3 separate regions of the Mus musculus genome follow, and regions 2 and 3 are each linked to region 1. The links are chromatin contacts, found by Hi-C or POLR2A ChIA-PET in ENCODE. All regions are on one chromosome and are shown on one strand. Each heading gives the region's core, a stretch centred on a gene start or an enhancer-like site at or near the end of the contact. The rest is flanking DNA. Distances are from core to core; before and after follow the strand shown.

Evidence for each region. Hi-C counts contacts between places; a loop is a spot of excess contacts on that map. ChIA-PET counts read pairs that join two places held with the same protein, here RNA polymerase II (POLR2A).
Region 2: a loop to region 1 is called in a map of heart, with 6 times the contacts of the local background. The contact joins the promoter of Zfp9 here to the promoter of Bms1 in region 1. A Hi-C loop is called at or near these places in 1 of 37 maps with a recorded cell type or tissue (heart). POLR2A ChIA-PET finds 5 or more read pairs at or near these places in 2 of 5 experiments (both embryonic stem cell).
Region 3: a loop to region 1 is called in a map of left cerebral cortex, with 6 times the contacts of the local background. The contact joins the promoter of Zfp248 here to the promoter of Bms1 in region 1. A Hi-C loop is called at or near these places in 3 of 37 maps with a recorded cell type or tissue (adrenal gland, heart and left cerebral cortex). POLR2A ChIA-PET finds 5 or more read pairs at or near these places in 2 of 5 experiments (Patski and embryonic stem cell).

The regions. Positions count from the first base shown.
Region 1 is chr6:118,418,001-118,420,759 of GRCm38, reverse strand. Bms1 (BMS1, ribosome biogenesis factor) reads left to right here and starts at 1,343. Exons shown (of 23, transcript NM_194339.1): 1 at 1,343-1,472; 2 at 2,143-2,351. The coding sequence starts at 2,176.
Region 2 is chr6:118,477,835-118,480,593 of GRCm38, reverse strand. Zfp9 (zinc finger protein 9) reads left to right here and starts at 1,321. Exons shown (of 6, transcript NM_011763.2): 1 at 1,321-1,388.
Region 3 is chr6:118,454,152-118,456,910 of GRCm38, reverse strand. Zfp248 (zinc finger protein 248) reads left to right here and starts at 1,405. Exons shown (of 6, transcript NM_028335.2): 1 at 1,405-1,495; 2 at 2,000-2,234.

The DNA of each region.
Region 1 (2,759 bases), core at 94-2,593:
CCATTCCCTGGGCAAGTGATACTGTGCTATGTAAGAAAATAAGGCAAGCATAAGCCTAATGAGTGAGTTAGCAAGCACTATGGTGTCTGCCCTGAGTTCTTCCAGCGTTGGACTGTATGAGAAATTTCTCATAGGCCTCATTTGGTGGTTCAGCTAGGGGGATAGTTGCCAGGCAGGATGACCCTGTCACAGGTTGGGACTGAGGGCTGTTTGACTTGTTCAATAGACACCTCTGTCAGCCATTTGTCCTCAGTTTGCGATCTTACATTCCAATCCTTTTGTTGATGATAAAGGGCAATGTAGTCTTTTCTATAACTACTTCCTGCAGAAATTGGGGCGTTGCTCTGGAATGTGCAGAAAGGCTAGAATGATGGTCACTGGAATGATAGTCAAAGGATGGGGAGAGAGAAATAGGAGGGCCAACCTCACAAACTATCATTTGCTAAACCTTTGATTTTGTTTCATAATTTCCATATGAACCTTTAGAGCTGTTTTGTGTTGGTGTGCTATTAAAAGGTACAAAATGGGAGACTTTGAGGCAACTGAACCCATGTTCTTGGCTCATTGAGGTGAGAGCTGTGTTTTGCATGAACATGCTATTTTGTGGGAACCTGAATCCGTATTCCCAGGCCGCAGTCACTCTTATTTGGCGCAAGGAAAAAACCCTACTTCTTATTCTCCTTGAGATGAGCTCAGTTTTGAGTCCAGCATAACTGTAGCAAATAACCGGGACTGGGGGTTTGAGGGCTATTCCCCAGGACTGGACTGAGTCCTGGGGATGCAAGGCTGAGCACAGAGACACAAGACACACGACACACATAGCCACACATGCACACAAAATGGCAAGCTAAGACGTTTTCTGAAGAAAACGCCCTCTCCAGGAGCACAGAGGAGCACCCTGCCCTCAGCCCGTCGGTCCTGGCACAAGAGGGCAGCAGAGCGCTGAAAACCCGTGAGGACAGCTCTGGCAGCGGTGACAGGGAGCGGTAGCCTAGCGGATGGGGCGGCGGAATTCACAGCTTTCAAGTTGGGACTGGCGATGACTCGGGCGTCCTTCCAGCGTTCCTCTGCTACTCAAATAAGCGGGCCAGGGCCCAGCGCCGCGCGGATCCTCTGAAGCCAGGTCGCGCTGGCTGAGAGCCCGACTCTCAGAGTGGCTGGGACCCGAAGGAGAGGGCAGTCCGTGCGAAATCTGAAAGTGCGCTTGCGCAACCCTCAGCCAACCCAGAGCTTACTTCCGGCTTTCCCCTGAAAGTCGTCCGTCCACGGGTTCCTTTTTTTCCCCTCTTCTTTGCTCGTTTCCCTCCGACGGGTACAAGCAGAAGGACAGTTTCCGCTTCCGGCGTCGTGCTTGCGGGCTGGAGCGGTTGCTGCCGTGAGTCCGAGTGCTTTCGCGAGCCCCGTCGGCTTCCCGGTTCGGTCGGTCCTCGACCTCCCGACAGGCTGCTCCCAGGCTGCGTCTGGGCTGGAAGGCAAGTTTCTCGGCCGCCGGAGAGGTGCTCCCGGGAGTGTGGAGGGCGTGGGTTCGTGCAGTGCTGGATGGGGAGCGGGTCACTCGAGCAGGGAGGGCTCCTGCCCAGCTCGGCTGCGTGTTCTTCTCCCAGCAAAAATAGATCACCGGGAGGGGAAAATGTGCTTCCTCCAGGAGCTGAGAGGCGAGTCTGCTCAGCACTGTTCGGATGTCTTAAACTTGTATGTTTGTTTTCGTTTTAAGTTAAAAGGACACTTCAGCCTAAGCTACCTAGAATAGTAGGCACTAGTCACGTGCGACTAAGTTTAAAATTAATTTAAACTTAAGATAGTTTTCAGTTTCCGAAGGTACGCTTGAAATTCTCTGTAACCACGTGTAGTTCACAAGGCTTCTGTACTGAGAACAGCAGGTAGGATGTATTTCTGTCATTACAAAAAATGAGCACTGTCGAAATGGCTTCAACATAAAACATAAGAAGGATAGTGTTGGTGCTGCTAACTCTTATACTTTATGGCGTAAGAAAGGGACGTGAATTTGAAGATACTGGCTAAACATTTTCTACCTCCATTCAATGAACAAATACATCAGCACTTAAGTAAATTAAATTACTGCCCTCCTGTGTTACCCTGATTATAATTGATTACCACCACCGTCCTCCCTGTTCCGTGTAGGTAAGACTTATTTGTAGTAGATAAATAGCCACCATGGAGACCAAGGACCACAAGAAACATAGGAAGAAGCACAGTGGGCCTAAAGCTGAGAAGAAAAAGAAACGGCACCTGCAAGACCTACAGCTTGGAGATGAAGAGGATGCCCGGAAGAGAAACCCCAAAGCTTTCGCAGTGCAGTCAGCTGTGCGGATGGCGAGGTCCTTTCACAGGTGTGTTTACCTGGGGTTAGTGGGTCTTCCCTTAAGTACTGGGAGCCTCTCCCAGATGGCATTTGCCTTGTGAGTCTTAACTCAGGTCTGAAGGACGTAGGCATGCCATAGTAGGCATGCCGTATGGCTTTTCCTAAAATGTCAGAGCTCTGTCAAAGAAACATTTTCCCTCTAACACCTGCCCTTTGCCTTTCCCCACTTTTTTCTTTGTTTTCTTTCTTTCTGTCCTTCTTTCTTTCTTGTCCAAGAAGAAGAATTTACACAATTTAGATCACACACAAAAAAATCTCCTAAACTTTGCATATCTCCATGGCAGTTAAAGTGTTGGTGGTTCCCCCCCAATACTTTTAATGTAAAATACTAAAATAACTGTATTTAGGGAGATAATAATATATAGCCAGCAGTTTT
Region 2 (2,759 bases), core at 72-2,571, 60 kb before region 1:
AGGGGTTCATTTCCCAGTGCCACATTATGGCTCACGACTGATCGTCACTCCAGTTCCAAGGGATCAGATGCCCCCTTCTGGCTTCATCATGCATGTCTCCCACATGATACACAGACATGCAGGCCCAAACCCATATACACAAAATAAAACAGCCCCGGGAAGCAGCTTGCACGTTGGAAAAGGAAATTTGGGGTGCCCTAAGTCTATGTTCCAGGACCATCATTATGTTCAGTTCACAATAACCCCTTAGAGTTATCCCCTTAGAGGCAAGAGCTGTGTTTCTGTGCCAACAATACCTTTATCCTGAACCTTGCAGGCTGTTTGGTCCCCTTGTCTCTTAAGTTGGCCTTTTGAGGACCAGTCAATGAGTCTGAGTCCTTATGGCTGCCCGGGGCTCAGTCGTTGATCTTAAAAGCTCTGGCACCATATATGCTATATGTATACATTTATGTGTAAAAATTGTAACTTTCGTATGAAGAATGTAATATTTCCATATTTCTAAGGTTAGTACAGTGCGGACTAAAGTTATGGCCAAGGACATATACAAGTTGTTTTACATATTCAGGACATCGTTCTTAGTGAGAGGATAAGAATGGCATTCTGCATCGGTAGGATACAACTTTAAAAATTTGGCCAGGGGGAGGCGGGGACTAACATGTAGGGCACTTTACTTGGTGTATTCTTTTGGTTTATATATACTGTACATATTTTTTTAGTTTCTCGCGTTTCGTGTTATCGTTTACATAGTTTTGAAAGGTAGTAATCCTAAGACAAAATTGCAAGCTCCTTGGATGTAAACTTCAAGTATTTAAGCTACCCCACCGTACACACTGCGCACCCTCTGACGGCCTTCTGTCTAACTCCGCAGGGTGCCCATTGCTTGTTCAATCATCCCCTTAAAGATCAGGCCTTAGGGAAGCAGCGCAGCGCTCAACAGTGAGGTACTCAGAGCCAAACTTCATAACGTGATCACACACGGAGTCATCGCGGAGGCTTCTGGAAAGCGTAGTCCAGAAAGGAGGGCCGTTAGGCGCATGGGCAGAGCCCTCGCCTGTCAGCTGAGGAACTTTTGTCCTTCGTCTTGCGGGGGACACCGAGCCCCGCGGCATCCCCCGATTTGAGGGGTTCTCCGATTGCGGCGGGCGGGCGGGCGAGCGAGCACGCGATCCTGTGGGGCGGCGGCGGGAGGAGCGCGCTGGGCGGGCTGAGGAGGGGAGGGGAGGGGAGGGAAGGGGAGGGGAGAGGAGGGGACATCAGCGGGAGGCAGGCGGGTCTGAGCCACCGCCCGGGTGACGTGGCACCCACTCGCCTTGTCCTCCCGCCACGTCGGCGTCCTCCCGCTTCTCAGCCATCCCCGGGCATCTGCAGCGGAGGCCGCTGTCACCGAGGTGAGAATCGCTCAGGGCGCACGGAGCAGGGCAGTCTTGCAGAGTGCTGTGGAACAAGCAGGGCGGGCTGCTGCTTTTCCAGCAGAGCCAGGTCCTTTCATCTGGGCCCCTCAAAGCTGTTCACAGAGGCTGTTTGGTTTACCCAGTACCTGCGGGTGGTCGTAATCCTCTATTGTTTAACTCTGCCGGGCTTGTCTCTTCCACGCAGTCCTGTCTGCGTCTGCTTTCCGTGCAGCCGCTGAGGACACAGCCTTGAAGCATACTTGATCATACCTGGAGTCTTCTATTCCTAAAACTCCTCCAGCCTCCTCTGGATCCCTTAGTGTGAGAGATTAATTAAGGCTCTCCCTCCCCATATCCCTCAGCTATCCTTTGTTAGACTGTTGAACAGTTATTTGGAAGTACAGTATTGCTTTTTAAAAAAAGGTCTTTCAGTATTAAATTTTCCTGAGAATCTGGGAATTATATACACTCACCCTCTAAGGGAATAGAAGTAAAACAGATTGGGGGTGGGGTGTCGATCTGGCCTTGGAGCTCCAGACTAGTTTGGAGCTGTTGAAACTCCTGCCTCAGCCTCCAGGATGCTGGGTTTACAGGTGTGTGCCACCCCGTCCAGCAGAGACAGATCTAAAAGATGAGAACTGTTGTTCATTTGTGTTCTCTGTTACGAAGGAGATTTCCTAAGGCTGATGATTGGCGCATTTGTATCTGGCCTTATACATTAGGCCTTTGGTATGCACCCGGCTGACTGGAATTAAGCATTTGGTTTTTTGTTTGTTTGTTTTTGTTTTTAATCTATATACACGATATACCTTTTTAGGGAATATGGTACTAAAACTGTTGTCTAATTAATTAATGACTTTATTTATGTATTTATTTGAAATAATGTCTCACTATGTAGTCCAAGCTGGTCTAGCTCTCGTTCTATAGCTTAAACCAGCCTTAATCTTGCTATCTGCCTGCCTCGGCCTTTACAGTGCTGGGGCTAGAAGTGTGCCTCACTCCATGTGGCTTCAAATTGCTATTTTTGAAGGTAATTTTGTTTCAAAGCTTCATTTGTTTCAAAGCTAGATTTGGCAGCCATGCAACAGTTCATTAAGATGTAATTTAATTTCACCCCACCCCCCTGTTTCAGCCTGTTTTGAGAGGCCAGTCAATTACAGGGATCTAAACCTGTTGTGTGGCTGTCAAGGCTTGACCGGAGGCTGCACAGAGGGTTATTCACCATGATTTAATTCCTTTCACTTTAAGAATAATAGCATTGAAACTAAGTCCCAATGCCGGTAGCAGACATAGCAACAGAACCAAAAGGAATCATATATAAGAGAAAATGGATCACATGTAAGGTTCTTGAAGAAGTGCTCCGTTTTC
Region 3 (2,759 bases), core at 156-2,655, 36 kb before region 1:
ACTGTCTATGTAGCGAGAGACCAACATCTTTCTGGGGATGGTCAGCCTGGCCCAGCAGAAGCAGCTATCCTTTTAATGCTATTCAGCACTAGGGTTGTGGCTTCTCTCTCTTTTATCCAGAGAATATTCATGATGATGATCTTTTAGTTTAGACTACTTTCCAGGATTTTATATAAATTTGTTTCACATTCACAAACTAATTAGTTAGTTAAAATATTACATAATTTTCCCCTTCCCTGTCCTCCCTTCTACCTCTACCCTATATCTAACTCCCCTTTCTCCACAGCCTTTTTTCTTTAACCACTCTTTTTACACACACACACACACACACACACACACACACACACACACACACACAAATAGAAACTTCTGCATCCCTCAGTGTTGCCTGCAGGTGTATGCCTTTGGGGACTGACTGACCACTTGGTATTGGACAACAACTCATGGGGCTCACCCCTGGGGAAGACTAATTCTCTCTCTCTCTCTCTCTCTCTCTCTCTCTCTCTCTCTCTCTCTCTCTCTCTGTGTGTGTGTGTGTGTGTGTGTGTGTGTGTGTGTAGTTGCTGATTGTCTGCAATTCTTCATCTTGGGATGCCAGGAGAGAAGCGAGGCCTATAGCACGAGGCTAGTGAGATCATGAATCTTATAGGAAACCCTACCACTGCCACTGTCCCAAAGTAGCACAATTCATAACTACATTCCCTATACGTATCATTATACCCACAGGTAAGCGTAGCTCTCATCCCTTAACAAAGACATTCTTTTTACAGCAGTTAGAGACCATTACCGAAGGACACACCTTGTCAAAATACAGTGAGCAACTGAGGGAAGAGTTCTCAGCCCAACTGATATAACACTCCTCCACCTAAGGCTCGAGCAATGCTGCAGAAGACCTGGTAGAGATTTTAAGAGCCAGAGGATAGGGAAGTCTGATGTGAGATTGTGTCTTGTAGCTAGGACAGGGAAGCCACGCCTATGAAATCTCAGCAAAGTGACCAAGTCCTGAACTATTCCAACACCAGTTGACATTCCAACATAATTTTTAACACATCTTTCCTTCTTTTTGAGTGTAGAAAATATATTAATTTGATCCCCAGTCCCCAGGGTAGTGACAGAAGGCTGGCGCTAGATAGAATAAAGATACAGAAAACTGTCGCGGTGTACCAGAAAGTCCCATCCTGGGAAATGAGTCTGACAAGGTCGTGTTTACACTGCAAACACCTTTACTTCTTACATAAAGTAACCCTGGTTTCTAGACGCCTTCAACAGCATCATTTTACAATACAGAGTGAGACAGGAGCTGACTCCGTTTTCCAGGCAACAGTCCTTCTTCCAACACTGGACGTGGAGACCCCACTACGAGCACCGTTGGGCGCACCGCCCCTTCCTCTGCGCATGCGCAAACTGCAGTCCTGCTCCTGGTCCATCCGTGGCCTCGCGTACCTCCTGGGAAACAACTCCTGGCCTTCGGCACGGTGCACTGCAGGAGCGGCGGGTGAGCCTTAGACAGCATCAAGGGCGGAGGGTTCTGGGAGCTCGGGCCATCCTGGTCGCTGTTGGCAGCAACCAGGGACCAGCGGGGTGGAGGGCTGTATGGGGAAACGCCGGGGTGCGCTGGGACTCCATGGCTCGGGCTTGCGGGATCCGGATAGTCCCGCACTTCTGCAGAGCTAATCTAGGGCCTCTAGCTCGTGCTACGCCTGCGCATTTTGCCCACTAGGCGGGGAAGATGCGGGGTGGTTGGGCGGAACCCTGAGGAGTTGACTCACGCATGGCGCGAGCGTGACGCGGTGACGCATCCGTTCTCTGGCTGCTGGGGCTAGATGCTGGGATGTGGGGGGCGAGCGGGTAAGCCAGGTCCCGAGTGAATGAATTACTGGGACAGAATAACCTACCCGAGACTCGGTTTCCTTTTGTGCACAGTGTGACTATTACGAATACTTGCTGCAATTTTCTTTTCTTTTCTTTTTTCTTTTTCTTTTTTTTTTTTATTTTTAAGCTACTACTAGGGAGCCCACCCTCGCAGGGGGCCTTTGGACTGGTCCCTAGGGCGCAGTGTTTGGAGTGGAAGAGGAAAGTGGTTAGCTAGCCACCAAACCTCCTGCCCCCTCACACACCCGGGATCCCAGTTCTGAATTTGGTTCTCGCTCATGTGTTTTGTGAAAATGACAGTGTCCTGAAACCATGGAAGACTGTGTGCTCGCCGAAAGTCTGGGACAAGTTTAAGGAGAGAGGTGAGCTGGAGTTGAGAGAGATGGGTGCATACAGGCTGCACATGGAATGCTAGTTCTTGGAAAACGATTGGGAGTGAAAGGCTCACAGGTCCGGAATTGCTATCACTGCCCCTACCTCCACATCTTATGCATCCCTCCTACCTGGTTAACTGTGGAGAGGCGGTCCCTTAGACTCTTGACTCATGTGAAGGTGGCATGTAGGGACACGCTTGCTATTATGGCCATATGTTTCCATCGGACAGTAGTGTAGGTGGGTCCTGAGAATCTCAACATCTTGCAGGTTTTTAGTGACACAACCGGGGCCTGCAGATGGCTGTATATTTTGTCTCTTTGAGGTGCAAGTTTCTTATCAAGCGATCGTTTTGAGAATTGTAAGCAAGCAACTTGGAATGTAAGCAAATACATTTTGAAATTTTTATCTTGCCTTAAAAGCCCCGTTCATTTCCTTGACTTACCTGACTTCAAGGGATTAATGGTGTTAGATTTAACAAAACCTCCTGATTCCCACCGCTGTCTCCGCACTCC